Linked DNA regions of Homo sapiens: all the other regions are linked to region 3. The links are chromatin loops, found by intact Hi-C in ENCODE. Cell type or tissue: mammary epithelial cell. All regions are shown on one strand.

What was found. Hi-C counts contacts between places; a loop is a spot of excess contacts. Peaks named below come from ENCODE experiments on the same cell type or tissue, not always from the same donor. Only the 100,000 strongest peaks of a DNase experiment are listed, where the experiment ranks them.
Region 1: it touches region 3 in a loop (10-fold over the local background); 101 of 110 quality-filtered maps call a loop at or near these places.
Region 2: a loop joins it to region 3, with 5 times the contacts of the local background. A loop is called at or near these places in 108 of 110 quality-filtered maps.

The regions. Positions count from the first base shown.
Region 1 is chr1:39,716,715-39,724,714 of GRCh38, reverse strand. It overlaps the pseudogene CCDC25P1 and the pseudogene RNU7-121P. Among named protein-coding and RNA genes, the nearest start is that of PPIE, 18 kb to the left of the region's middle. In mammary epithelial cell, a CTCF peak has its summit at 4,509 (motif pointing right); a DNase peak (open chromatin) is centred at 2,044.
Region 2 is chr1:39,654,828-39,662,827 of GRCh38, reverse strand. It overlaps NT5C1A (5'-nucleotidase, cytosolic IA), which reads left to right. Exons shown (of 6, transcript NM_032526.3): 5 at 1,565-1,749; 6 at 3,342-8,000. The coding sequence ends at 3,707. Among named protein-coding and RNA genes, the nearest start is that of NT5C1A, 13 kb to the left of the region's middle. RefSeq lists enhancers at 4,457-4,751, 4,703-4,772. In mammary epithelial cell, a CTCF peak has its summit at 4,601 (motif pointing right); no DNase peak of the experiment used is centred here.
Region 3 is chr1:39,602,361-39,610,360 of GRCh38, reverse strand. No RefSeq gene overlaps it. Among named protein-coding and RNA genes, the nearest start is that of PABPC4, 30 kb to the right of the region's middle. RefSeq lists an enhancer at 55-224. In mammary epithelial cell, CTCF peaks have their summits at 562 (motif pointing right) and 4,034 (motif pointing left); a DNase peak (open chromatin) is centred at 4,310; H3K27ac peaks cover 1,034 bases.

The DNA.
Region 1 (8,000 bases), 110 kb before region 3:
GCGGTGGGAGCAGGGACTAACTACAAACAGGAACAAGTAAACTTTTTGAGATGATGAAAATGTTCTAAAGCTGGATTGTGATTTATAGAGTTACTAAAGATCATTGAATTATACATTTACAATGGATGCCCTTCATGATAGGTAAATTACAACTCAATAAAGCTGTTTAAAAATTAATAACTTTCAACTGCTATACAAAATTATGGAGGTGGGCATTAATTATGGAACAATAAAAGGCAAGGAAATGGATATTTGCATAGAAAAAAGAAGCCCAAAGAGGAATACTGAGAGAAACAACAAAAGATGCTGCTCACGCCTGTAATCCCATCACCATGGGAGGCCAAGGCGGATGGATCATTTGAGGCCAGGAGTTCAAGAAGAGCCAGCCAACATGGTGAAACTCCATCTCTACTGAAAATACAAAAATTAGCCAGGCGTGGTGGTGCACACCTGTAGTACCAGCTACTCAGGAGGCTGAAGTGGGAGAATCACTTGAACCCAGGAGGCAGAGGTTGCACTCTCAGCCTCCTGGGTTGAGTTGCTGAGATCATGCCACTGCACTCCAGCCTGGGCAACAGAGCGAGACTCTGTCTCAAAAATAATAATAAAAAAAGATGTCGGTCTTACACTACCAGAAGAAATAAAAATGATAATGTTTTTACGACTAAATTGTTTTCACAGAGGTCTGGACACTCATTCTAAACAAATGGATCAAATAATGTTAATGTTCATCATGATTTAGCAAACTTCTGATTTTTGCAGGAGAAGTGAAACCCTTTTATTTGAACCAAATATGACATAAATACTTGATAAATTTTCTGGTAAATATATTTTAATGGAATTTTTTTAACTGAGGAGACATTTGAAAGTTACTTGAATAAGTTCCAATGAATAAATACATGGACAGAATTTTAATCTCTGGAATTTGTGAGATGGGGTTTTTACGAGTCTTTGACAAATTTTCCTATGTTTAAGACTTTTCCTAAGTATTTGTATGTATGTTGCTTCATGTGAAACAACCTTTTTAAATTTGAAATTAATAAAATGGGTTTTTCAATCAACTCTGAGTGAAGATAGAAAAATTTATCTGTGTTATAGCTTTTTAAGAATTTGTCTAGCAGGTTTTCCATTTTTTACTAGAAAATCCCCCACAAAAAGAAAAAGAAAAATCTGTCTGTACTGTCTATTGAACATAAGGCTGCAAAAAAGATAAATTTAGACACAGTCATTGACAAATTTGCAGAAGTTAAGGCTCAAAAATCATAATTGTAATATTAATTACCATTACAGAACAAAATAAGTAGGTTTTTTCCTTTTTTCAAAAAACACATTAAGGTAATTAAAATTATTCATTAATTACTCTTTTCCTTTTTGTATTGTAATATTCATTTATATTGGCATTTATTTATTTATATAGACAAAAGTTCTTACTATCTGCTTTTTAATTTCTGGGACTTATTATTACTATTATTATTATTTTTTTGAGACACGGTTTCACTCTTGTCGCCCAGGTTGGAGTGCAATGGCACGATCTCGGCTCACTGCAACCTCCGCCTCCCAGGTTCAAGTGATTCTCCTGCCTCAGCCTACTGAGTAGCTGGGATTACAGGCGCCCGCCACCACCCCCAGCTAATTTTTGTATTTTTAGTAGAGACGGGGTTTCACCATGTTGGCCAGGCTGGTCTTGAACCCCTGACCTCAGGTGATCCACCCGCCTCGGCCTCCAAAAGTGCTGGGATTATAGGTGTGAGCCACCATGCCCAGCCTATTCTTATTATTATTCATTTTATTTCATGATTTTACTGAAAATGATTTTGTCATATGAAAAAGAGGGACAGTAAAAAAATTATCCATTCCAGGTGGCAAATAAGCTAGGTACTCACTTGGGTAAAAGTGAATGAAGAAATTCCTACACTTATGTATGTATTCAGTCATTCAGTCATTCAAGAAGTATTTACTAAGCAAATGTAATACACCAGGAAATATTCTAGGTGCTGAGGACACAGGAAATCCCATTCTCATCGAGTTTACATTCTAGTGATTCACTCAAGAATCCTGTATGGAGCTCTCCCATTCCATACAAGTGCAGTGGTGTGTTGGAGCTGGCTTGCATTGGCTTGTGAGAGCCAGGTGTGTGCATCTCTTTCCAACTCCCTATTCAGTTATGTTATGCCAGTAACTTCGAATTGGCCATGGTGGGAATATTTACACCATGGAAATAGGCAAAAGCTATAAATCAGGGCTTTTGTTTTGGAGTCAGTTGCTAAATATTTGCCAGCCTACCACTACAAGTCACTCAGTCAGAGAGTTCTTCCCTGATTAATCAATTTATAGAAGCCTGCCCCAGTTATTCTGTCACATGCCCCTGTGTTATTTGCTTTATAGCATTTATTACTACTGGAAATGCCCTTGTTCCATTGATTTATTCCACTGGTATTTATTGAGTGCCTACTATATGCCAGGAACTGTTAAAGTACTTGAGATCTAACAAAACAGAGATCTATACCCTTGTGGGGCTTACATTCTAGCAGGGGCAGATGGATTTTTAAAAACAATGAGCACAATAAGTAAATTATTTGGAGTGTTAGAAGGTGATAAGTTCTGTGAGGGGTGGAGAAAAAGTAGAGAAGGGCAAGAAGGATCTGAGTTAGGGACATGAGTGATGATTCTAAATGGAGAAGTCAGGGTGGGTCTCATTGAGAAGGTTATATGGGAATGCAGACCAGAAGTAGGTAAGGGAATTATCTGTATAAACAGTATTCCAGACAGAGGGAAAAGTCAGTGTCAAGAGCCCACACTGGCCTGGCCTGGCAAGTTCAAGGAATAGCAAGGCCAGTGTGGCTGAAGTGGAGTGAGCTGAGGCAAGTGGCTGGAGAGATGAGGTCAGATCATGTGAGGCTTTGTAGGTGATTAAAAGACCAATGTGTTTGGACTGTATCTGGGCTCTCTACCCCTTTAGGTTGGTCTGAATTGACTGTACTCTATTTAATTTCTGTAGTTTAACATTCATTTGTTATATCTGGTATTTTATTCTTTTTTTCAGAAGTATCTTGCATGTTCATGGACATTTACTCTTTCATATGAACTTTAGGACCTGTTAATCCAGTTACAACAAAAAATCCTGCTGAGTTTGTATTGGAATGAATTTAATTTGTAGGTTTATTTTGGGAGAGAAGTGATACCTTTATAATAGTAAGTATTCCCATCAATATCTCTCCATTTATTATTTTATTCATATTCTTTTTATATATTTAAAAACATTTTGTATTGTCCTCTATGAAGGTCTAGTATATCCTTTATGAGATATAGTCCTAGATGCCTTAGAGTTGTTATCAACCCTGGGAATGGTATATTTTATGCCTAATACTCTTATTGGTTTAAATAGTTTTTCTCTATATTCTCTTGGATTTTCTCATTGACTGTAATATCACCTGCAAATATGGATAGTGTTCTGTTTTTCTATGTTAACACTTCTTGTTTATTTCTCTTATTACATTGGCTAGGAGCTCCAGTATAATGGTGAATAATAGTGCTGATAGCAATCTTGTTCCTGACTTAATGGAAATGCTTCCAAACTTTCAAGCATAAAGTTTATGTTTGGGGTAGATACCCTTTAACAGGTTGAAAAAGTTCCCTTCTATTCCTAATTTGTTAAGGGTTTTTTAAAAATTATGAATCCACATTTAGTTTTGTTGAATGATGTTTTTTGCATTTTTGAGAGGATTGTATGATTTTTCTCCTTTATCACTTAATTGGCAAATCACAGGGAAACATTTCTTAATGTTAAATTATGCTTCTGTGAGTAAAGGGAAAATTAATATCAGGCTGGGGCTGATGCAAGCCTGCCTGACACTGACCTTGGTCTTCCACAATACTGTTTCCTTGGAAACTGCAGAGTTAACATAAACAGGGGATGTTGTGTATGCTGACTACACAATTGTGTGGAACTGCGCATGGGTCTGGAGGCATTGTCAGTGAGCATACAGGTCATGAGCGTATGCAACTGGGAATGGCAGGAAATATTGGTGAGAAATAGAGGTTTCAGGTTATTTACTTACTTACTTATTTATTTATTTATTTATTTATTTATTTATTTAAAGAGACAGGGCCTTGCCTGAGACCCAGGCTGGTCTCAGACTAGGCCCAAGAGATCCTCCTGCCTCAGCCTCCCAAAGTGCTGGGATTACAGGTATGAGCCACTGCGCCTGACTAAGGCTTTAGGTTCTATGAGTCAAAGTGATCGCTGCACACCTTGGCTAGCCCGTGGCAGCTGTAATTGCCCTGTGGATGAATGACAACAGGACATGTGTACTTCGGTAGCTGCTGGGCCACCTGGTGAGATAAAGATGTAGCATCTGCCATATCTTCTGCCTTGTATTCTAGGTTACAATTTATTTCTGTCTCATGAGTCTTGCTGTCAACTTGAACCTATAATCACAGCTGTAGTCTGTACCTTCTTTCCGGGATTATATTTAGCACAATTATGGAGCAGTATTTTAATTTTACCTCTAGGGGGCAGTCATGGATCATAAATTGGTATGCTGTTTTAAAAAACCATCTAGAATAAACTGCCCTTTTAGGTTATGTACTTTTTTTTTTTTTCTCATTTTTACAGATGAAGAGACTGAGCCTTAGAAAATCTAAATAATTTTCTTAGTTCACATAACTTGTAAATAGCAAAAAGCAGATCTGGGATTTTTTTTCAGATAAAAAATTATACTTTATTATAACTTTTAAAATTGCAGAACGTCAAGCTGAATATCATTAGACACGTACACAAAACCACTCATCTCTAAAGTCATCTTCTATACCCTATCAAAATTTGGCCAATGAATCATGCCTCAGGGAATTTTCCAGTTCAACCCCATACACCAACATGGAATATTTGGAAACACTAGCCTTTTGGTTTTGCCCAGAATTCCAAAGCGCTATTACAGGTGGAATATCTGCTGCAGGAGGTCATTCTTGCTGCTGTGGGTGTGAGTAAAATGTCCACCTGTATGCCTCTGGTCCTGCAGGCTTTGTTCTCTTTCTTCTTGTTTTGTCTCCTTCTACAGGGGTTCCCTTACATACTGCAATCAAAAGACATCTTCTGCTCAGAATCACAACAGATAGTGAGTGGTTCAAGTGAGAAGTAATGTTATATAGTAAGTTACTGAATCTACAATGAGAAATTGAACTCTGGGGCCACAACTCAAATATGATTTCAAGGTAAAGAATATAATTACTTGGCTGGCTAGTGAAACGCTTATTTCCTTCTAAAATCATAATTGCAATATGGACTTCTGCTTCATGCTGCATCCCAAGGCACAAATCAGGTAACCTACATCTGCCAAATGATCAACAGAGCATTCCTTCCTATTTTACCCTCAATGCTGAGAAATTACTCCAGAGCCCAGAAGTTGTTGCATAGGTGGCTTGGGTTACTTGGTGCTCAGGCAACAACTGCCACAGGCCCCACCTTGATGAACACCATCAATTTCTTTAAATATGATGATACTAAGATGGAGGAGGCCCTGCTCAGAAGAAGCAAGGACGTAAAAGCTGGGACAGACTGTGCTGTGGGTCACTACACTAACAGACCCAGATGACACGATGGAACGTGAATACTGAAGCTGACAATCTTCTGAAAATCTCTTTTTCAAAACCCATATGCCCTTTTTTCTAATCTGGAAATCAGGGACAGGGAAACATTCGCATAATTACCCACCAACATGTTCTTCTTAACAGAAGTGAAGATTATTTTAAGAATATGAAAAGTGTTTCAAGACATCTGTTTTCAGGGATAGATCACAGCAACAGAAGTACTTTTCAGAGTGGTTCATTTTAAAGTCAATCTCAAGAACAAGGGCAGCCAGCTTTCACAAAGTACCAAGACATGTTCTGGCAAAAACATTTTTGCTTTAAGTTATATGCTGTCAAGTTCAACTATTTTATACATATCTGATCCTTTTCTGTCAACAAAAAAGGTACAATTTTTTTAAAACTCCAAAATCAATAATTTCTGGGTAGGATGAAGGTAGAATTTTGGTTGTATTTTATACTTCAGAATACAGATGAAACCAAAAGGTCTGCAATTGTCTCTACATTCACATCTTTCAAAGGTCCTTTTCTCCTTTTACATGGATTCAGTTGAATCATTGCCATCCTGATTTGAAGACATATTTTCAACTTTCATTAGTGGTAAATAGCTCCTAAGTTCATCCATTTCCCTCTTCTTCATTTCTTCTTTTTCTCTCCTTTTCATTTCCTGAATTTGGGCTGTTTTCTCATTCCTCTCTTCACGATCTCTGCATTCTTTCTCTGCTGCTAGGTCTGGGAACCACTCCACTTTGGTCTTTTCTAATCAGTTCAGGATCTCATTTACTTTTTTCTCCCATGTCACAATTTTTACATCCTTCTGCCTGTGAAAACCTATGTGCCCCACATCCATGTCAGCTGTTTTCTTCAGGTTAGACTGCGGCGTATATACCACATTAACGTTCATCTTGCAGCCTTGAATGCTACTGGCTTTCACAAGGTGGGCACAGTCCATCAGCACTTCCTTTGGAATGTCTTCTATGTTCTCTCCCAGATATTTTCAGGCCAGCCGTGCTTGATCAGATCTTCATTTTCATATTTATCCTTTCCCATGTAAATAGTGTACTGGGATGAATTAATGCTGCTGCTGGTGAAGTAGAACACCATGGTCCCGGCGGTGGTGCAGTGACTCTACTGCCCACCAGCAGCGCTCAATTCACCCATATCTGGGATTTTAACCTACATCTATTTGCCACTAAAGTACATGCTCTTAATACACACAGAGGAACGCCCTCCTTCTCTCTTCTTCCCTCCTTTCCCCTCTCTGTCTCTTTTTCTCCTCGAAGCAGTCCAGCAAAGTGGTTAAATGCACTAATTCTGAAGTCAACCTGCTTGACTAGGAAGGATTGGCCCATAGGGGTACGTAAAGGTTAGAATGGCAGCGGGAAATTGATTCACATGAAAAATAAATTACCTACCACACCTACCAAAGTCTGGCTCTATGACTTACCAGCTATGTGACCATGGGAAGGTTACTTAATTCCTCTGTGGCACAGGTCCACCTGTAAAAGTGAGATGATAAAGGAAATTTTTGCTAAGCCTTGAGCATGTGTAGATGGACTTACACCCTGCTTGACTTTGAGCCTGGATGAGTAATAAAATGCAAAAATCAATCAGTTAGGGTCCCAGAAGAAGGAACCAAAGCAACTGCTTCTGGGAAAATTGATCAGAATCAGAAAAAAACCCATAACAAACAAACAAACAAAAACCCTAACCTGATGAGGAACTTCTTGTGTTTGCGATTTGTGCCTCAAGTGTTTATTTGGATTCAACTTCGTGGACTTACTGGGTCAATAAAGATTCAAAAAAGCACAGATGGAATTGGGGCTCAGTTCCATTACAGCCAAATAATCCTGAGAGGACAAGCTAAAGACTTATTTAAACCAATCACCTCTCCTTATGAAACTGTGTGGCTTTTGCCCTTATAAGCCTACCCTTGCCTTTGGACTGGGTGTCAGTCTTCACGAGGCATGCTCTTCCTTGTATACTACTCACCTAAAAGTAAACCCTTAATGCTTATATGAAAGAGTAGTCAACATCACTGATCATCATAGAAATGCAAATCAAAACTACAATGAGATATCATCTCTCTCCAGTTAATTAAAATGGCTTTTATCCAAAAGTCAGGCAATAACAAATGCTGGTGAGGATGTGGAGAAATGGGAAACCCTCATACACTGTTGGTGGGAATGTAAATTAGTACAACCACTATGGAGAACAGTTTGGAGTTTCCTCAAAACTCTAAATAGAGCTACCACATGACCCAGCAATCCCACTGATGGGAATATACCCAAAAGAAAGGAAATCAGTATTTCGAAGAGGTATCTGCACTCTCATGTTTATTGTAGCACTATTCATAATAGCCAAGATTTGGAAACAACTTCTGTGTCCATCAACAAACAAATGGATTTTTAAAAATG
Region 2 (8,000 bases), 52 kb before region 3:
ACCCAGATGCAAGTACTGACAAAGAGAATGTCCCTCTATGTGTGTCTTTCGAGGGGCAGTTTTGGGTGGTATCCATAGTCTCAGTCCTCCCAACGAGGTGCGTATCCTATTGCACATGAGATAAACAGGCCCATAGAGGAGCAAGGACTGGCCAGGTACCTGAGAGGGTTCCTTAGGCTGAACACTAGTGGCAAGTTTCTTTATCAACCAACAATATATTCACTTTTCTCTTCCTCTTTCATGTTGTCTCCTGCCTGGAAGCCTGGCCCCTCTCCCCCTGATAACTCACTCTCCTGAGCTGCTTGGGAGCTCCTAGAGGCTTTCTTTAACCAGGAACCAGGAGCCATTTCCCTAGACAGATGTCACACCCTCTGGTTGGGGCCTTGGCACTGGCATGTAGGTGTGCCTCTGTGTGTTTGTAACTTGACCTCAGGCTAGGGAGCAGGAGAATGGTCCACGGGGAGGCCCTGTTGAGGGTAGGGGTGGTTCTGGGTCATCTTGATTCCAGTGCTGGCAGAGCTGAGAGGGTACCTGGCTTGATGCCTGGCACTGGCCCTGCTTGTAGTATCCTCAGGCTAGTGAAGTTGTGTGCAGGTAGCACTGCTCACTCCTCCCAAAGCTCACCTAAGCCCAGCCTCTGTGATCCTCAGTTTTCAAAGAGTTGGGCTGAAGTGGTCTTTGAAGAGATGGAGACTAGGGAATGAGCTCGGCCAGTTGCCCAGGTCTCCAGCCTCCCAGCACTGGCTCTCTGCCATCTAGTGCAGCTCTAGCCTGGAGCCTGAACCCCTGAGAGGCATCCTTGGACCCCTGGAGGAGCCCAGGGTTGCAGTCTGTGCACACAACTAGCCATCACTTGTGCTGTCTCCCAGGGCCACTTAGGTTGTTTTTTGGAACCCTGAACAGCCAGCCGCCAGCAGGGCATACCTGGGTGTCATTGTGGCTGTAGACTGAGGGTGCACGTACTCACCTCACCCGATTGCAGCCTGTGGTCTCAGCCCCAGAGCTGAGAGGCCCTTAATTTTACAGTGGTCCAGAGAAGGTGAGTGACTTGCTAGAACCAATGGTGAGGGAGTGACTGAGGCCAACCCAGAGTTGGGGCTCCTTCCCAGCCCCACTGTCGGTCTACATCAGGGGCTGTGAGGCACCCCTGGCACGAAGGCAGTGGCCGATGGGACTCATGTTTGGCTGGTCCACAGCAGCATGATCTTACTAGGTATTAAAGTATTGAAATTTCCTTCACCCTGGTTGGTAAATATTTCCTGCCCTGAGTCCTGAGTGCCCTCCTGCCCCCTGGGACTCCTCCCAGACTTTTCCACAAAGCAATAACCAACAGGGTAACCTGGCAAGGCAAGGGCCCTAGAGATCTCCTTCAGAGCCACTGCTACTGCCCTCTTCTTGGCCAGGATCCATGCACTACCAGTTTTTACAAGTTTTAAATATTAGTTTTCATCAGCCTTGCCCTGAGTCCTGTATGAGGCAGGTGGGGCAAGGATAGCCTAAGATAGCCCACTCTAGCCCTACTGCCCAGCCTGAAGGCAGACAATGCTTGCCTCTCTCTGCCTAGGGATCGCAGCTGCCACCATCTTCAGCCCCAGCAGGGATGTGGTTGTGTCCCAGAGTCAGCTGCGCGTGGCCTTCGATGGGGACGCCGTGCTCTTCTCGGACGAGTCGGAGCGCATCGTCAAGGCCCACGGGCTGGACCGATTCTTCGAGCATGAGAAGGCCCACGAGAACAAACCTCTGGCTCAGGTGCTCCCCATAGACCCAGAACCCCTGAGAGGAACAAGGCAGCTCCCCAGACCTGCCCTTGGCCTGCACTCCCAGCCTGGAAGCAAACAAACCCCAGGCTCAGCCCAGATTCCAGCCTGGTCCCCTCGACCCTCTCACTTGACCACTGACCCCCCATCAATGAGCTTCCACCTGCTTTGTTGAGCCCACATCCCCTCACTGAAGTCCCAACCCTCCTTTGAAGCCTCCATTCTCTATCTAAGCCTCTCTCTAAGCCCATCCCCCCTCTGCAGCTCAAATCCCCATTTCTGAGGTCTCCTTTCCCTCCCTGACGTCCCCATTCTCTATGTCCCCACCTCTTCTCTGAAGTCCCTGCCCTGCTCTGAAGGCCTCATCCTGTCTCTCTGAAGCTCCCATTCTCTCTCTGGAACCCTCACTTCCTCCCTGAGATCCCCCGCCCCTCTGAGACCATGCCCACCCTCTTAAGAAGCCTGTTTCCCTCACTGGAAACAGGAGGAAAGGAATTGCTGGACTGGGGCGCCTCATTGGGGTAGGGAGATCCAGCTGGGTGTGACATCTGGGGCAGACCATTTGCTTTGGGACATCTCCTGCCATCCATCCCTTGGCTGGGGGCACAGGGACCCTCACTCACCCTCAAACTGCTCAGTGTCTCTCAGAACAGAATATACCCTAGAGCTTGGTGGAAATTCCCTGGAGTTGGGGCTGTTGGGATTCTCCAGCTCTGCTGGGAGCTCTTATTTGAGCTTTTAACAAAAACCCGGGAGCTCAATAATCTCAGAGCCCCTCTCCAAGAGCTCAGCAGGCTTCCGCTGTGGCTCCTAAATATTCAGTTCATGTCTGTTCTTGCGAGTTGCCTCTGAAATCCTTGGGAATCCAGGGCAGGAGAGTTTTCCTACTAAGTGGTAAGCAGAGGCCCAGGAGACCACTGCTTATTCCAGTTTACCTAGCAAGCGAGAGGTCTCCAAGACGAGGAGCCCACTTTTGTTTATTTCTAGCTGCTTTGGAAATAAGCAGTTTTCTTCATCGTTGTCTGTTTTTTTATTCTCACATCCTCAGGAAGCTTCATTGTTCTGGGCACTGTAGAGAATAAATTGTCCTTGACCCTAGAGTGCTTGAGGATGACACCCTGAGCCACCTGGGTGCCAGATGGGCACGGTTGATACTCAACACTTACACATTGGTCCATCTTCTCCAGCTGTTTATAGCTGGAGTCCATTCTGATTGGAGGGCGCCCATGCCATAGTTACTAAATGGTTTTAATATCCCCCCTGTTGATGGGCATCGAAGGCCACAGTTACAGACCTTCAGGACAGACATCTGTATACCTTGATGGGCATATGGATGGATGATACATATCAACAGTTGCCCTGATAGTTATCCTGACCCAGCACCAATATACAATAACACAGATCCCCTGACTAGAGCCGCGCTGGTGCACACAGTAGCCTAAGCAGGCATAAGCAGAGCTAACTGAAAGATTTAGGGATCCTGAAGTTTTCCACACCAAACAAGACACTAGTGCTTTAGGGAGAGCAGGGGGCAAATATTTAGGAGGTGGTAGAGCTAACAATGTTCCCCTTGCCTTCTCATAGGGCCCCTTAAAGGGCTTTCTGGAGGCACTGGGTAGGTTGCAGAAGAAGTTCTACTCCAAAGGCCTGCGGCTGGAGTGCCCAATTCGTACCTACTTGGTGACAGCACGCAGTGCAGCCAGTTCCGGGGCCCGGGCTCTCAAGACCCTGCGCAGCTGGGGCCTGGAGACAGATGAAGCCTTGTTCCTTGCTGGAGCGCCCAAGGGCCCTCTCCTTGAGAAGATCCGCCCACACATCTTCTTTGATGACCAGATGTTCCATGTGGCTGGGGCTCAGGAGATGGGCACTGTGGCCGCCCATGTGCCTTATGGTGTGGCACAGACACCCCGGCGGACTGCACCTGCAAAGCAGGCCCCATCTGCACAGTAGCTGAACCACCGGCTTTACTGATCCACATTGCTCCAGGCTCCCTGACATACTTCGACACCTCCTCTGGTAGATCCCTCTAGTTTCTCACTGTTCTGTCCTTCTGCCTGTCTGCCCTCATCCCTATGAGTGATGTACTTGTAGGAAATTATGCAGACGGGTCTGGCATTCTCAACATCCCTCCTTTGGGGCAAATTCTGTGCCATGATCCTGAGTAGGAGAGTAGGACTGTGCAGAGTAGCTGGATTTCAGGGGGGAAGTTAATGGGTCTGAGAGGGGGAGGGTCAGAGAAGCCAGGATTTCTCAATAGTGACTTAGGATGAAAACTAGCTCAATGTGGTGTAAACAACACTGCTATGGGAGAGAGTGGATCTGGCTTCTAAGCTCTGTCCTGGTATTAACTGCATGACTTTGAGTAATCCCTCCCCTTCATGGCCCCCAGTTTCCCCATCTTTTGGGCAGTTTTCAAGCTCCCTTTTAGCCAAAGAAGCTTGGTTCTTTAAGATCGCCCTCTTAGAAGGAAGCATTCTGTGTCAGTGCTGCTGCTGGTATGTATGGCACCTTTGTGCAAATTACAAAAGGACACTGTCTAGGTGAATGAAGAACAAAAAGACATCCCTTCCTCTGGCCTGACCCAGTCCCATAGTGGGGTACACAGCTTAGTTAGCAGGATAGAGGCTGGATTTCAGCCCCCATGTGTCCCCTCAGCTCAGAGGCCTTTCTCAAATGGACAAAATGCAAAATCGCCCCCAGCAACTCTATCTATAATTTTACACATTTTGAAACCACTGGACAAGATGACCTATCTGCTCATGTGATTCTCTAACCTGAATGGTCATCAGGGCTCAGCCCAGGAAGCAAGGGGAGTGAATTGGACACGCATACAAACTCTCCTCCAGCCAGCAGGGGGCACTGCAGGCTCTTCCCGGGAGAAGCATTAGTAGCTGCCTGCTCAGTGTTTCCTTTGCTCTTGCTTTGAGCCGAAGTTCAGTTGCTCTTGCCTGCCAAGACCCTCACTTCCACCACCCTCATTCCTCCAGTTATTGCATCCTGTTGAGCAGCTCTGCTGGTGGGGAACGGGACAGAGCATGGGTGTCTACTGTTGTGGCCTCAATTCTAGGGGAAGAAAGTGCAGTGGCTGAGGTAGGCGGTTGTCCAGGCTGAGCCCCAGGGTGAGGTGCTGCCTGGGGTGAAGTGGGAAGTGTCAGGAGGTCTGGTGTGAGACAGAAGGTACTGAGACAGTGATGCTTGGAGAGGAAGGAGCTGAAATGTGCACTAGCAAAATTCTCCAGCTATGGGATTGTTAGTGGAAAGCCAGTCAGAGCTGCCTTTGGAGGTAATGAGCTCTCCATCAGTGGATGCTGAGCAAGGGCTTCCAGGATGAGATAACCTCCCCATGAAATGCATCAGCGGATCCTCCACATTTGCAAGAGCCCCTGCGGCCCCTTCTTCACCACTTTCAGAGGAGAACTCTCACCGCTTGATGAGTCAGCCTCCTCCTTTGCTGAGCATCCCTGGCTCTCTCCAGAGGGAGGGTGGAAGCACCAATGGCTGGTCCCCAGGGAGACAGAAGGGGTGAGCAGACATCTGTGTGTGGACTGATTGCCAGGCTTCTAGGAGGAATCCTAGTCATGAGCAAGCACTTTGTAAAGAAAACCAAAAGTATCATGAGAGGGGCAGAAGCCTGGAGATGTGGTGGTAGGAAATAGGGGAAGAGAACACCCTGGGGTTTTTGATCTTTGTCCTTCTGGGGACTCAGCTCAGGGTCTGAAAGGGCACAGGTTCTGTGCAGTGTGGGGCAGGGTAAGAGATGCAGAAAGATATTCCAGGAAGGAGAACAAAGTGAGAAGGCAGAGACGGTTCTCAAATGAGCAACGATTTGGGCCAGAAGAGAAAGGCTGGGCTGAGTTTTTACTGTCATTGTCAGAGGTCTCCATGAGGCTGGTCCCAGGGAGGAAGGGTATGGCTGTGTGGAGTGACTGGGACAGATACCCACAGTGACTGCTTTATCAGGGGACACTGGCATTATTGCCCCTGGAAGGGCATATGATAATGTCTTTGCACGAGGTCATTTCCACTGCACAGCCAGGATCCTTCTGGCTAACAGAGGAGGCCTTGGGGCAGAAGACCCGGGTTGTGTCTACTTCCAGAGCTCCAAGCCTAGACAGAGGTACTGTGAGGGCCAAGAACAACCTCAAGGAAACAAAAAAGAAGTGAAGGAGGGAGCTCAGCCCTGAGTCTCCTTTATTCTTGGCTGAACTGCAGAAAGGCCCTCTCCTTCTCACTCCCAGGGGTCAGAATCACCCCCGTGGAAGAGCCTCCAAGGCTCACAGAACCAGTGACTGCAAGAAGCCTACAAGGCCGGGCACAGCCCAGGCTCACAGCATGGCAACAGGCTGACTGACCAGGGTGGACCTGTGCACTGGGGACGGCACCAGATGTCACCTAATTAAGAAAAACTGCAGGGATTCTGGGACCTGTGTGGTCTTGCCCCCAGGGCCTGGTGATGAACACCACTGATGATTCCATGTCTCTCAGGAAGCAGGAAAATATGATGCTGGAAGCAGAAAGATAAGGTGCAGTAAAAGCCATGGATTTCACTGGAGCCATCATTAATAGACACAGACAGCCCTGGGCAATGGAGAAACACTAAGAGTCTAAATTCTATTATTGAAATCACAAATGAGCATCTCAGGCCTGGAAAAAAGCTTTCAGTCACTGGAATAAAAAGCCAGAAATCTGAGGGGCAGTCTTAGGCAGCAGTTACACGGGCCTTCTGATTGTCTTAGAGGTGAGGAGGTGCCCAGGGATGAGGAACATTGAGTGTTGTTCACCAGTAAATTAAAAAGCCAGGTGAACACCAAAGTCCCAGGCCTAACCAGGGAATGCAGCACTGAGGTGGAGCAGCCACGGCTTCTGAAACACTGGACCCCTTTAGCTGAGAGCACCACTTCCCCAACAAGCCCTGCAGAACACTGGTTCCAGGAGATGCCTGCCAGCAAAATCCCAGAGCCAATGGGACTGCTGCTTAGCAGAAAAATGGAAGCCCTGTTACTAAGCACTGAGACTGCTCAGCCAGTTGCAAAACATCCCCCTCTCCTATCTGAGAGCCCAATCAGAGTAGTGGGGATATATCAGAATGTGCCAGAAAAAAATAGAAACTAGCAAGAAGTTCAAAGCCAAGATGGATTTGGCATTATAATGACACTCAATTGGTGTGCACCAGTACAGCCAAACTGATGACTAAAACTTGAAATACCTCCATAGCAGTTGGTAGATAATGCTGCGCTGAGTCCCCTGAATGTCTCCTCGTGGCCTCAGCTGACCTTTCCACTGTGAGCGCTCCATTTTCCCACAATGCAGCCTCTAGGAGGCTGCAGCGGCACTATGGCCAGTGTCTACTCTGTTTTGTGGTGTCCTGGCCATGCTGGTTTAGGGAGGCAAAGTAACTTGTCCAAAGCCATAGAGCTAGTAAGTGGCAGTGCTGGGACTCAAACTCATGTCCATCTGATTCTAGGACCCAGGTTTTCAACCATTTTGTCATACTGCTCATACATATGCATGGAGATAGCCAGAGAAGCTCCATTCTGAGGTCTTCACTAAAGGAGTTTACTTACCTGACAGTTAATATGTTGATTTCCTGCATGGTGAAATGCTGGAATACATTTGAGTGCATGCTTTTATTATAGCTTCCTAAACACCTACAAATAATTTAAATTAGAGCCAAACGTTTGTGAACCCCCAGAAGCACTTCCAAACAATCCCAAGTTTTGAGAAACCCAGTGTGAAGGCCCCTGTTTTGGGCTAATGCAGAGTTTGGCAAACTCTGGGCCCACGGGCCAAATCTGACCCATCACCTGTTTTTGTAAAGAAACTTTGACTGGGGCCAGGCACAGTGGCTCATGCCTGTAATCCCAGCACTTTGGGAGGCCAAGGCGGGTGGATCACAAGGTCAGGAGATCGAGACCATCCTGCCCAACATGATGAAACCCCGTCTCTACTAAAAATACAAAAATTAGCTGGGCGTGGTGGTGCACGCCTGTAGTCCCAGCTACTCGGGAGGCTGAGGCAGGAGGATCACTTGAACCCGGAAGGCGGAGGTTGCAGTGAACCGAGATCACGCCACTGCACTCCAGCCTGGCATCAGGGTGAGACTCCGTCTCAAAGAAAAAAAAAAAGATAAAAGAAACTTTGATTAGAACATAGCCATGCCCATTTGTTTACATATGTTTATGGCTGATTTCACACTGCAACAGCAGAGTTGAATTGTTGCAACAGAGGCTGCAAGCCAAAAAT
Region 3 (8,000 bases):
GGAGACCCCGCCTGGGGAGGCGCAGGGCGGCTGGGAGAAATTCTGAGGACAAGGCCCGCGCTGCAGGAGCAGAGGGAGGAGCACAGGCCCCGGTCCCGCGCAGGCTCTGCTGTCCTCCCTGTGTGGTCGGGACGAGGCCCGGCTCAGAGCCGCCAAATTCACATCTGCAACCCAGGCCCCTGAGGGTGCAGGCTTGGACATCAGCAGCCAAGGCCCAGAGGCGTCCAGAACGAACACGTCCAAAGCCCAGCTCCTGCCCCCGCGGCCGGCTCCGGGACAGACTCCTCCCCAAATCTTCCTGCTCTCGGGAAATGGCAACTCTGTTCTTCCAGCTACTCAGCCCGAAAGCCCTGGAGTTGACCCTGACACCTCTTCTCTCACAGCCCGCACCCAGAGTGCCCGCACATCCTCTCCGCTCCATCTTCAGGATACATCAGAAAGTGTCCGTGTCTCACCGTGGGCGCCACGGCCGAGGTCCAAGCCCGCACCAGGTCCCCTCGCCCCTGCGCCTCCTCCGGAGGCTCCCTCCCATCACCCGGGTCCCTGCAGCCCCCGCTCCTCCCGGCCGCCAGAGGGCGCTTTGAACACTGCAGGCCACCGAGTCTCCCTTCTGCTCTGAGCCCTCCAGGGACTCCCAACCAGTGCAAAGGCCGGCGCCCTCCCAGTGGCTCCAGGCTCACCATCGGCTCCCCACCTCACTTCACCGCTGGCCCTGTTTCATCGTCCTCGCCCCATTCTTCCCTCCCTTCTGCGACCGTGGCCAGTATTAGAGCATTCCTGAGAAGAGAGATTTATTTTAAGGAACTGGCTCATTTGATGTTCAGGTGACAGGCAACTCTGAAATCCACAGGGCAGGCAGGTTGGCAGCCTGGAAATTCAGGAAGAGTTGATGTTGCATTTTCAAGCGCGAACGCTGGAAACTCAAGTCGAATTTCGATGTTGCGGTCTGGAGGCAGAAATCCTCCTTCCTCGGGAGACCGTAGTCATTATTCTTAAGGTCTTCAACCGAGTGGCCCGCCCACCATATAGAGGGTCATCTGCTTTACTCAAAGTCTACTAATTAAATGTTAATCACATTCCAAAGTTTGCCTTCGTAGCAACAGCTAGACTTGTTTGTCCAAACCATGGGCACCACAGCCTAGCCAAGACGACATAAAATTAGCATCACATGGTCCCTTTCCCCTTTCTTGAAGGCCGGTGTGGTCCAGCCTCCAGCCCTTATCCTCACTCCTCTTTGCGCAATATTCTGCTCCTACGCATGCGCATGAGTCTTAGCCTCCTAGCTGGCTGCCTCACCTCCTTTGGATTTTTCTGGATGTCGCCTCAGAGCAGCTGCCTCTGACAGCCCCATTTAGGTAGCAAGCCTTCCTCCACCAGCACTCCCAGTCCTCTTCCATGCTCTATTTTTGGCCATATTCGTTCATATTCATGGGGAAAAAAATACAAACTTTTCTTATTTTGTTGTCCATCTCCCTTTCTAGAATATAAGCTCCAACAGGTAAGCTCTGTACGAGTATGATTGCTACCCCAGTACCTAGAACAGTGGTACTAGAACAGGGTAGTTGCTTAAGAAATACTGGTTGAGTTAATAATAGCTTGAATTTAAGTACTTATTAAGGACCATACGCTGTTCTAAACACTTTTTGTGTTTTGTTTTGAGACGGAGTTTAGCCCTGTCGCCCAGGCTGGAGTGCAGTGGCGCGATCTCGGCTCACTGCAAGCTCACCTCCCGGGTTCATGCCATTCTCCTGCCTCAGCTGCCAGAGTAGCTGGGACTACAGGCGCCCGCTACCACGCCTGGCTAATTTTTTTGTATTTTTAGTAGAGACGAGGTTTCACCGTGTTAGCCAGGATGGTCTCGATCTCCTGACCTACTGATCCGCCCGCCTCGGCCTCCCAGAGTGCTGGGATTACAGGCGTGAGCCACTGCACTCAGCTGTTCTAAACACTTTTAATGTATCATTTCATTTTTGCAATAATTTTACAAGGTAAGTTCTAATATCCCCATACACAGATCAGACAATTGAGGCACAGATCACTTATGGTGCTAGCTAGTATGTGAAAGAGCCAGAATTTTAATCCAAATGGTCTGACTCCAGAGACTGAATTCTTAGCCACTCTGTTATGCTGCTTTCCATGAGTGAATGAATTTTTTTTTTTTTTTTTGAGACGGAGTCTTGTCCTGTTTCCCAGGCTAGAGTGCGGTGGCGCGATCTCCGCTCACTGCAAGCTCCAGCTCCCGGGTTCACGCCATTCTCCTGCCTCAGCCTCCCGAGTAGCTGGGACTACAGGCTCCAGCCACCACGCCCGGCTAATTTTTTGTATTTTTTAGTAGAGATGGGGTTTCACCATGTTAGCCAGGATGGTCTTGATATCCTGACCTCGTGATCCGCCTGCTTCGACTGCCCGAAGTGCTGGGATTACGGGCGTGAGCCACCGCGCCCGGCCAAATTTTTTTTAAAAAGAATGAAAGAAGAATAATTGATTTGTACCCACACCAGAAACCATGAAATTTGGAGTCAGAAAAACCTAGGTTAACATTCCAGATTTGCTGTGTACTGGAATATATGATTTGGACAACTTTCTTTTCTCTCTCTCTTTAATTTTTATTTTTTCACACAAGGTCTCACTCTGTTGCCCAGGATGGAGTGGGAGTGCAGTGGCATGATCTCGGCTCACTGCAGCCTTCACCTCCAGAGCTCAAGAGATCCTCCTGCCTCAGCCTCCTGAATAGCTGGGACTACAAGTGTGCGCGCCAGGAGGCCCAGCTAATTTTATTTTTTTGTAGAGATGGGGTCTCCCTATGTTGGCCAGGCTGGTCTCAAATTTCTGGGCTCAAGCAATCCTCCCACCTCGGCCTCCCAAAGTGCTAAGATTACAAGCATGAGCCACCACACCTGGCCTGAACAAGTTTCTTAGATTTTTTTTTTTTTTTTTTTTTTTTTTGAGACGGAGTCTTGTTCTGTGGCCCAGGCTGGAGTGCGTTGGTGCAATCTCGGCTCACTGCAACTTCCGCTTTCCCGGTTCACGCCATTCTCCTGCTTCAGCCTCCCGAGTAGCTGGGAGTACAGGCGCCTGCCACCATGCCTGGCTAATTTTTTGTGTGTTTTTAGTAGAGATGGGGTTTCACCATGTTAGCCAGGATGGTCTCGATCTTCTGACCTCGTGATCCGCCCACCTCGGCCTCCCAAAGTGCTGGGATTACAGGCATGAGCCACCGTGCCCGACCAAGTTTCTTAGATTCTTGAAGTCTGAAGTTCCTAAGGACAGAGAAGGGGGAAAAAAATCGACCTTTTTTTTTCTTTTTTTTTTTTTTTTCATTTGAGACGGAGTCTTGCTCTGTCGCCCAGGCTGGAGTGAAGGGGCGTGATCTCGGCTCACTGCAACCTCTGCCTCCCGGGTTCAAAACGTTCTCCGGTCTCGGTCTCCCGAGTAGCTGGGTATTACAGGTGCCCACCATCATGCCTGGGTAATTGTTGTATTTTTAATAGAGACGAGGTTTCGCCATGTTAGCCAGGCTGGTCTCAAACTCCTGAGCTCAGGTGATCTGCCCGCCTCGGCCTCCCAAAGTGGTGGGATTACAGGCATGAGTCACCACGCCCGGGCAAAAAAAAAAAAAAAAAATCTACCTTTTTTTTTTTTTTTTTTGAGACGGAGTCTCGCTCTGTCGCCCAGGCTGGAGTGCACTGGCTCGATCTCGGCTCACTGCAAGCTCCGCCTCCCGGGTTCACGCCATTCTCCTGCCTCAGCCTCCCAAGTAGCTGGGACTACAGGCGCCCGCCACTACGCCCGGCTAATTTTTTGTATTTTTAGTAGAGACGGGGTTTCACCGTTTTAGCCGGGATGGTCTCGATCTCCTGACCTCGTGATCCGCCCGCCTCGGCCTCCCAAAGTGCTGGGATTACAGGCAAAAATCTACCTTTTAATCCACCATACGTTAGCTTCTTTAAAGCCCTTTTGTCACACTGGATCCGGTTTTATAAGCCATTACTGCCCTCTAGTGGTCAGTTGGAATAACGGCATAACTGCTATGATAAATACAAACTCCCCAAATGGTGTCGCCCAAAGGCTAGTAGTTTCTACAGATAAAACAGCCCATCGTTTTTTAGTCTCCTGGATGCTGTTAGTCTTCAAGGACTAAGATCAGGGTTTCTCCAAAGGAGCCAGGGAGGATCATCCCATGTAGGCCCTTGTAGGAGAGAATGGCTCCAGGGGAATTACCCTGATGAAAAATACGTCACCCACACTTCCACACCCAAACAAATGAGCAAAGGATAACAGGCTTGTTGGGACTCACAGCTCAGTTGTCCAGACCTTCAAAGAATATATTCTCACTATGTGATTCATTTTATGTGTCAACTTGACTGAGTCATGGACTGCTCGGTTTATTTGGTCAAACATTGTGAGTGTATCTGTGAGGCTGTTTTTGGATGGGATTAACACTTGACTGAATAAAGCAAACTGCATGCCCCCATGTGGGTGGCCCTCATCCAGTCAGACCTGAATAGAACAAAAAGGCCACCCCTCCCTCAAGTAAGAGGCAATGTCTCCTGCCTGACCGTATGAGCTGGGACATGGGTCTTTTCCATTCTATAGATTTGAACTGAAACATTGGCTTTTCTTGGATCTCAAGCCAGTAGACTTTCAGACTGGAACACACATTGGCTCTCCTGGGTCTCCAGCTTGCTAACTGCAGATCTTGGGACTTCTCAACCTTCATAATCACATAAGCCAGTTTCTCATAATAAATAAATGGGTCCTGGCCGGGTGCAGTGGCTCACGCTTGTAATCCCAGCACTTTGGGAGGCCAAGGTGGGCGGATGACAAGGTCACGAGTTCAAGACCAGCCTGGGCAATATGATGAAACCCAGTCTCTACTAAAAATACAAAAATTAGCTGGGCCTGGTGGCAGGCGCCTGTAGTCCCAGCTACTCGGGAGGCTGAGGCAAGAGAATCGCTTGAACCCGGGAGGTGGAGATTGCAGTGAGCCAAGATTGTGCCACTGAACTCCAGCCTGGGCGACAGAGCGAGACTCCATCTCAAAAAAAAAATAAATAAATAAAAATAAGTCCTGTTGGTTCTGTTTCTCTGGAGAGCCCTAATACATTTTTTTTTTTTTCGAGACAGGCTCTTGCTCTGTCACCCAGGCTGGAGTCCAGTGGCGCTATCTCGGCTCACTGCAACCTCCGCCTCCCGGGATCAAGAGAATCTCGTGCCTCAGCTTCCAAAGTAGCTGGGACTAAAAGCATGTGCCATCACACCCAACTAATTTTTGTATTTTTGGTATTGATGGGGTTTCACCACGTTGGCCAGGCTGGTCTCAAATTCCTGACCTCAAATGATCTGCCCGCCTCGGCCTCCCAAAATGCTGGGATTACAGGCGTAAGCCACCACGCCGAGCCCTGACTAATACATTCTGTTTTATACAAACTGTTTTTACTGGGTGGAAAAGAAGGGAAAACTGCCTAACTTGTTTTGTAATACTAGTATGCCCTTGTCATCAGCCCACGACAGGGCAATTAAAGGTAAGAACATTTTAGAACAAGCTTAGTTACGGTTATAGATACAAACATCCTAAATAATAAAACAGAATCCATATGACATCTAAATTAGAAGCAAATATGTAGTAGAGTTTAGCCAAAAATGCAAGGATAGGTTAACAACAGGGAAAGAATTCCTGTTCTGAACCTTAATACATTAAAAGATAAAAAGTATATAATCACTTAAATAAATAATCATTTGATGAATTCATTCATTTTTCAAATCTTAGCAAATTAGGATTAGTAGGATAATACCTTAACCCTATAAAGGATATTTGCCAAATTCCTAAACATCAAATTCAACGGTGAAACTCTAGCATTCCCATAAAAGTTAAAAATATGAATGCCCTTTATTCAAAATTTGATGGGCATTTCTAGCTAATGTAATAAATATAATAGAAATCAGAGGCTTAGGAAGTAGGAAGAGGTAACACCATTCTTATATGCATGATTCATTTTCTATTTGGAAAATAAAAATCTACATGCAGAGCATTAGAATTGATAAGAGTATTTGACAGGTTAGTTGAATACAAGATCATCCCACACATTCTGACAGCACTCTTGTTAATTGCTTATTGGAGTAACAACAAATAAGAACATATTGTGTCCAGAGTCGGTTCCTTCTGGTGGGTTCTTGGTCTCACTGACTTCAAGAATGAAGCTGTGGACCTTCCCGGTGAGTGTTACAGCTCTTAAAGATGGCACGGGCCCAAAGAGTAAGCACCAGCGAGTTTTATTATGAAAAGTGAAAGAACAAAGCTTCCACAGCTTGGAAGGGGACCCAAGCCGGTTGTGGTGGCTGGCTGGGGTGGGGGGGGGTGGCCAGCTTTTATTCCCTTATTTGTCCCCACCCATGTCCTGCTGATGGGTTCATTTTACAGAGCACTGATTGGTCCATTTTACAGTGTGCTGATTGGCGCATTTTACAAACCTCTAGCTAGCCACAGAGCGCTGATTGGTGCATTTTTCAATCCTAGCTACAGAGTGCCAGTTGGTGCATTTTACAATTTTCTTGTAAGACAGAAAAGTTCTCCAAGTCCCCACCCAACCCAGAAGTCCAGGTGGCTTCACCTCTCAATGTGGCTGGGCTTGGAGGCTCACACCTGTAATCCCAACACTTTGGGAGGCTGAGGTGGGTGGATCACCGAGGTCAGGAGTTTGAGACCACCCTGGCCAACATAGAGAAACCCTGTCTCTGCTAAAAATACAAAAATTAGCCAGGTGTGGTGGTGCTTGCCTGTAATCCCAGCTACTCAGGAGGCTGAGGCAGGAGAATCGCCTGAACCCGGGCAGCGGAGGTTGCAGTGAGCCGAGATGGCTCCCCTGCACTCCAGCCTGGGGGACAGAGCAAGACTCCATCTCAAAAAAAAAAAAGCAAAAAAAAGCTGGGTGGGGTGGCTCACGCCTGTAATCCCAGCACTTTGGGAGGCCGAGGTGGGTGGATCACGAGGTCAAGAGATCAAGACCATCTTGGCCAACATGGTGAAACCCCGTTTCTACTAAAAATACAAAAATTAGGTGAGCGTTGTGGCACACACCTGTAGTCCCACCTACTCGGGAGGCTGAGGCAGCAGAATCACTTGTACCTGGAAGGCAGAGGTTGCAGTGAGCCGAGATCACACCACTGCACTCCAGCCTGGCGACAGAGTGAGAATCTGTCTCAAAAAAAAAAAAAAAGAAAGAATGTATTATTTATAATGCATTTCCAATAGCAACAAAAATTATAAGGCACCTAGGAATATACATGTAACATATTGATCTGCATTGATCAATATACAAAATATACATATAACAAAAGATGGCTAGATGTTTTCTCAGAAAACTATGAAACATTTTTAAATGTAAAGGAATACAAAACTAAACATACTCTTACCATACAACACAGCAGTCATGCTTTTTAATATTTAACCAAATGAGTTAAAAACATATCCGCCCAGAAAACCTGTGCATGGATGATTATAGCAGTTTTATTCATAATTGTCAAAACTTAGAAGCAACTAAGATGTCCTTTAGTAGGTAAATGGAGAAACTGTGGTACATCCATACAATTGAATATTAATTCAACTCTAAAAATAAATCAGCTATCAAGCCACAGAAAGAAATGGAGGAAACAAATGCATGTTACTAAGTGAAAGAAGGCAATCTGAGGCTGGGCACAGTGGCTTATGTCTGTAATCCCAGCACTTTGGGAGGCAAAGGCGGGTGGATCATCTGAGGTCAGGCGTTCGAGACCAGCCTGGACAAGATGCTGAAACCCTGTCTCTACTAAAAATACAAAAATTAGCTGGGCGTGGTGGTGTGCGCCTGCAGCTACTTGGGAGGCTGAGGCAGGAGAATCGCTTGAACCCAGGAGGCAGAGGTCACAGTGAGCTGAGATCGTGCCATTGCTCTCCAGCCTGGGCAACAGAGCAAAACTCCATCTTAAGTAAAAAATAAAAATAAATAAGCCAATCTGCAAAG